Regions from separate parts of the Mus musculus genome. Here region 2 is linked to region 1. Evidence: chromatin loops called from intact Hi-C (ENCODE). Cell type or tissue: gastrocnemius. All regions are shown on one strand.

Region 1 (2,500 bases):
CCATTGTGGAATGACCATGGGCATTCTTCCTATGACACATCCTCAAGGTGACACCTAACTCTACTTTATTTGCTTAGTCACATGGCCACAACAACTCTAACAGTACAGAGACAGTGGCTGTGTGGCTTCCTTGAAACTCGCAGAACTCTAAAGAGGGCGGGTGTCACTCGCTCTAAGCTTCCCAGACACAATTCGGTGTCTTCTTAGTAGTTAGGTTTCAAACTTGGTAAAATCATCCCAACAGCAGTTTGACATGGTCTTCCTTGGTTCCTTTAAAAGCACCACAGTCTGCGGAGTGCTGCTGGATACAGCTGAGATGTTTCCCCACCTGGGGTGCAGCGTTATTCACCGATACCCATGATGTAGACCCTACCCTGAGTTCACACCACCACTGTGATGCCACTAAACTAGCAGTTCCAGAAAGCCACTAAAGAATGTGCTCTCAGGCAGGGAAGGCTCAGCAGGTAAAGGCACCTGCCACCAAGTCTGATGTCCTGAATCTATAGTAGGACAGAACCAATTCTGAAAAGTTGTCCTCTCACCTCCACATGTGCACTGTGGCATGTGCACACCTATGTGCCACTGCATGTTTTTGGAGATCAGAGGACAACTTGTAGTAGCAGACTCTCTCTTTCCACCATACGGATTACAGGTTCAGACTCAGGTTGTCAGGCACCTTGACCCCAGTGAGCCATCTTACCAGCCTCTCCAGATTGTTTTTAATCTTCAAGGAGTTTAATGGTGGAACCACTCACTCACTGTACAAAATAAATGTTCACTTGCCAAAGTTTAACATATGACTAAGATTTAATGAACACAATATAAACATCACTATAGCCCTAATACAACAACTTTGAAAAGTCATCTGATAAAATGATAGGTTCTGGGCTGAAGAGATGGCTCAGCAGTTAAGACCACTGGCTGTGCTTGCAGAGGGATCAGGTCAGTCCCAGCACCTACATAGTACATCACAATTCGGTGTAACTCCAGTTGCGGGGTCTCTGAGGCCCTCTTCTGGCCACCGTGGGCACTGCATGTGCAAGGCTCACAGATACACCCTGTCAGAACACCCATACACATTCAATATAATTGTTTAAACTAGAGAAGGTTTTCATAGTCTTAGAAGCTACTTAGTCACATCACAGTTGTGGACACACAGAAGGGTACAAGTTGTTCCCAAGCCACACCCGTCTGTTCTCCGGATGGCCAGATGGGCACCTGAAGCCTGTGATTTCTCCCAACACTGGGAAAGTGTGGGGTTCCAGTTTACTGGCTTGGAACAATTGCTCCTGGTCCGTTTTTCAGAAGTCCGTCCTTTAACGTGTTTTTTCAGAGGTCAGACATGCAGGTGGGTAGAAGGGCATAAGGAGAGGTCAGGGGTGTGGAGCAGGAGAGGGAGGAGCCACCACAATGCATTCTGCTTGAAAGTGCAGAAGAAACCTAATACTGTGTATGCTGCTTAAAAAAGAAAAAAAAAAACACTCTAAAAATACCCAGCTGAGCCATGCCTGTGGCCAGCAAGTGACAGACTGGGGTTGGGGGAGGTGTCAGGTGCTACTTGGCAGATCTTGGATCCAAACAATGTCTTTTGCTCTGGAGAGAAGTGAGGACAAGGAGGACACCACGCCTTGTCTGAGGACAGGGGTTCAGCCCAAGCCCACGTGAGCCTGCACTCCCGGTGCCCAGCCTTATGGTCCTAGTTCCGCCTCCATCACACAGAACAAGGCAGCTGTGCATCAGAACTCAGCTACTAAGGATTTCCCAGTCACAGCCAAACTCTCAGCTGTCTGAGATGAGTGTTTTCAGGAAGGAGCCCAAGCCTCAGGGCTGAGAGGAGAGTCAGAGCGCTAGGCTGTATCTCGGTAGTAGAGCGCTTGCCTGGCTCACAGGTCCCTGGTTCAGGCCCTGACACTGTAGACAGTAATAACAAACCTAACTAACAGTGGCTCTTTCAAGGACAACTCTATCGTCTCCCCGAGCACATCCCACGTTGGTGTGGTTGTCCACTTAAAATGCTTTTGTCTTTTTCTCTGTCTAACACACGCTTGCTCTACACAAAGGCCTGTCAAAGCTTTTTGAATATTTCTCCTGGCCTTGACTTTCTAGAGTTCCTCTCCTCCGCCCCCGCCCCACCCCCCACCCCGTCTGCCTCCCTGAATTTATTGTGTCTTCTACCTTGTTCCCAGAACGCTTTGAACCTACCTCTTCCGAGTCCCGGAGCAGGAATTGTTACATGACTACACGGTTCAAGGCCATTTCTCTTCACTCTTGCAAATATTGGCTCCTTGAAGTGAAGGCCTGAATGTTAGTTATCCTTAGTTTCCTGTGCCCACCATAGTGCCTGGTCCAGGGGGAGAGAGTGTGATTACCAAATGACGTACAAGCACCCAGGTAACAAATTTCAGGCACACTGTGCCTGGACAATACTACGGCCTATTTAACCTGCAAGTGTCTGTCTCCCCTCCCCCACTGTCCTTTCAGATTTCTAGGTCAGATGCAG
Region 2 (2,500 bases), 73 kb after region 1:
AACTAACCTCAAGAGTCAGTTTTGGTGGTATGCCAGAGTTTGAATCCAGTCTTAGTTACATAGTGAAATTCCACCAATAAAGAAAGGAAGGAAGGAGGAAGGGGGGCAGAGAAGGAGGGGAAAGGGGGAGGAGAGAGAAAGGGGCAGAGGGAGGAAGGGGGAGGGGAGTTCTCTAATCTCTGGTTAGAAACAAATCATTTCCAAATACACAGTGTATGTTCATCTTTCATTTTTTAATTGAATCCAAACTAAGACACCAACCAAGTCCTTGTATTTTCCTCTTCCCTACTGTATTGAAAGTCTCTATAAAATTCCTGCCTGCTTATCAAATCCTTATTGCAAGAGATCAGAGTTGGTTGGTGATCTGTCTCTCACCAGGCTTGTCCCGCAGAAAGTGCTCAAAGCAGACAAATTGCCTGGACTGCCTACCTTAGAGGCAAAGAAAGGGTCCTACTTGCATGTCTGCAAGCCTAGAGACCCCCAAAATCTCTTTCAAGTCGTAACTTCGCCTTAGTTAGAGAAATGTCTCCTCTAATACCGTTTTTGACAAATAACCACCGAGCTAAAGCACCTTGCACGGTGCTGGGGCCCATTGGTTCACCCTCTCAGTGGCTCTGGGCTGGAGTAATATGCTTGGATGGGTGTCGATGCGCGGTCGCCCAAACGCGAAAGATGCTTTGTAGCATAGGCACTTAGTTATGGTAAGAACCCAAGACTAACAAGCTGATAAGCTGGAATCAAACTTCCAACCCCGTTACTTCGAGATTGCCCTTCAGCATGCAATCCTGGACAACTGTTTAACCTCCGCAAAGCCATGGTTCCTTTGCAGGTCTGTTAGGAGCCATAGTGCCCAGGCCTGGGGCGGTCTGATGAGCAAGTGAGTTAACCCAAGTGAGTTGACCCAAGTGAGTTATAGTACTAGGATAGCGCCCGATGACAGCAACGACATGGTTCTCAACTCTTAGTCTTTTAGGTAAGGGCGCTTGAAACTCCCAAACAATGACAGAGTTTGAATCAGCTCTCCGAGTTAGAAAATTTGAAAGCCTTGGGACTCAAACCTCAGCGCAAGAACGGAACGCGAGCAGGGAGGCGGCGCAGCACAGCTTTTTCTCCAATCAGAGTCCGCAGGGCTGGAACCACGTTTGCAACCTCGTCCAATCTGGTCCCCAGAAGGGCGGGGACGCCTACCTGCACCTGTAGCCTGGCGGCCGCCTCCTGTCCCACCCTGACCCTCCCCTCCTCCTCAGTTCTGGTGTCTTCAGGCCTTTGGCCAACCACCAGCAAGTGGGCAGATGTCTCAGCGCGTTCCTACGGACGCTCAGGAAGGGTAGTGCGCCGGAGTCAGTAGCCCAGGTCCTGTCTAGCTGAGGCCAGAGAGCAGAGTGAACGGGAAGAAAGGACGCGCCCTAGAATGTGAGACTCCCACCGGGAAAGGCTGACCAGACTCACCCTGGGGCGGAGGATCTGACAGTCCCTGCCACCTGAGCGGACCGTGCTGCCAACCCCAGGTTGTTCCGACAGTGTGCGAGTGTCAGGGGTGTTGGGCGAGATCAGCAACAACGATTCCTGCATCTCTCCTAGTCAGCGATAAGGGACACCGCGACTAAGCTTCAGGCACCCGGAGACGCCCCCTCCGTGTTCTAGACAGCCCGCGCGGCGCAGCGCGGCGCCGCAGTGGCCCTGAAAGCCCCTACAGGTGAGTGAACCAGAGTCCCTCTGCGTCTCACAAGGCAGGCCCTGGCGCTACGAAGTCCCTGGAGAATGCTGTCTAGCGCTTTGCAGTGCCCCTCCTCCTGCTGCCAGAGGAGAGGCCCCCCCCAGAACAGTGATCTGCCTACTTTTGCATTATTTGCCATCTTTTCCTTGCGCAATTCTCACAAAGCCTTTCCGTACACACCAAGTTGGTCACTGTGGAAAAGAAAGTGTTGGGTGGCTGCCCACCACCATTAATAAATGCCTTGGGGTGCGGTGTTTTTCCGATCTGCAGAATAGGGAGTAAGACGTTTGTAGACCCCAACGTTGACGGTGCCTAAGGGTGTGGGCGCCTTTCTTAGGGAAAGAACTTTGAGCTGGTTCTGCTTTTACGGTTTTCAAGCCCCAGTCCGAGTGAGTCCTCAGGACATCCCCAGGGAGGAGATGGCGCCTCCCCGTAGGCGCAGAGACTTCCTCTACCAGGCAGTTCCGGGAGAACCTGCAACAACAAACGGCCGCACAAGTTTCCCTCCTGCGCACTGGCGAATCCCAGGAGCGCCGCGGTGCGTGGGCTGCGAAGCGGCGGAGCTGAAACCTAGAAATGGGCGGCGCGCGCGAGCCCTGCCCACTCGTGGTGGCCGTGTCCAGTAGCACGCTCACAGGAAGTGTGCCAAGAGTCTGGCTTGCACTATCAGGAGCGTCTGGGCTCCGTTATTCAATGGTTTTCTGGAGTTCCTGGTTGGGCGCTCTCCTTTGGAGGATGGAAAGGCAACCAGCAAAGAAAAGTACCAGAAGACTTTGTTTACAA

The links. Hi-C counts contacts between places; a loop is a spot of excess contacts. Peaks named below come from ENCODE experiments on the same cell type or tissue, not always from the same donor. Only the 100,000 strongest peaks of a DNase experiment are listed, where the experiment ranks them.
Region 2: it touches region 1 in a loop (2.6-fold over the local background); 9 of 42 quality-filtered maps call a loop at or near these places.

Annotation. Positions count from the first base shown.
Region 1 is chr6:54,252,364-54,254,863 of GRCm38, forward strand. The region is part of intron 6 of Chn2 (chimerin 2); the gene reads left to right. It overlaps Gm15527 (a long non-coding RNA gene), which reads right to left. Exons shown (of 3, transcript XR_003956307.1): 1 at 2,203-2,500. Among named protein-coding and RNA genes, the nearest start is that of Gm15527, 1.4 kb to the right of the region's middle. In gastrocnemius, a CTCF peak has its summit at 1,012 (motif pointing left); a DNase peak (open chromatin) is centred at 1,010; H3K27ac peaks cover 960 bases.
Region 2 is chr6:54,325,615-54,328,114 of GRCm38, forward strand. It overlaps Prr15 (proline rich 15), which reads left to right and starts at 1,287. Exons shown (of 2, transcript NM_030024.3): 1 at 1,287-1,696. The region is part of intron 4 of 9130019P16Rik (RIKEN cDNA 9130019P16 gene); the gene reads right to left. In gastrocnemius, no CTCF peak of the experiment used is centred here; DNase peaks (open chromatin) are centred at 1,196 and 2,300; H3K4me3 peaks cover 1,738 bases; H3K27ac peaks cover 1,380 bases.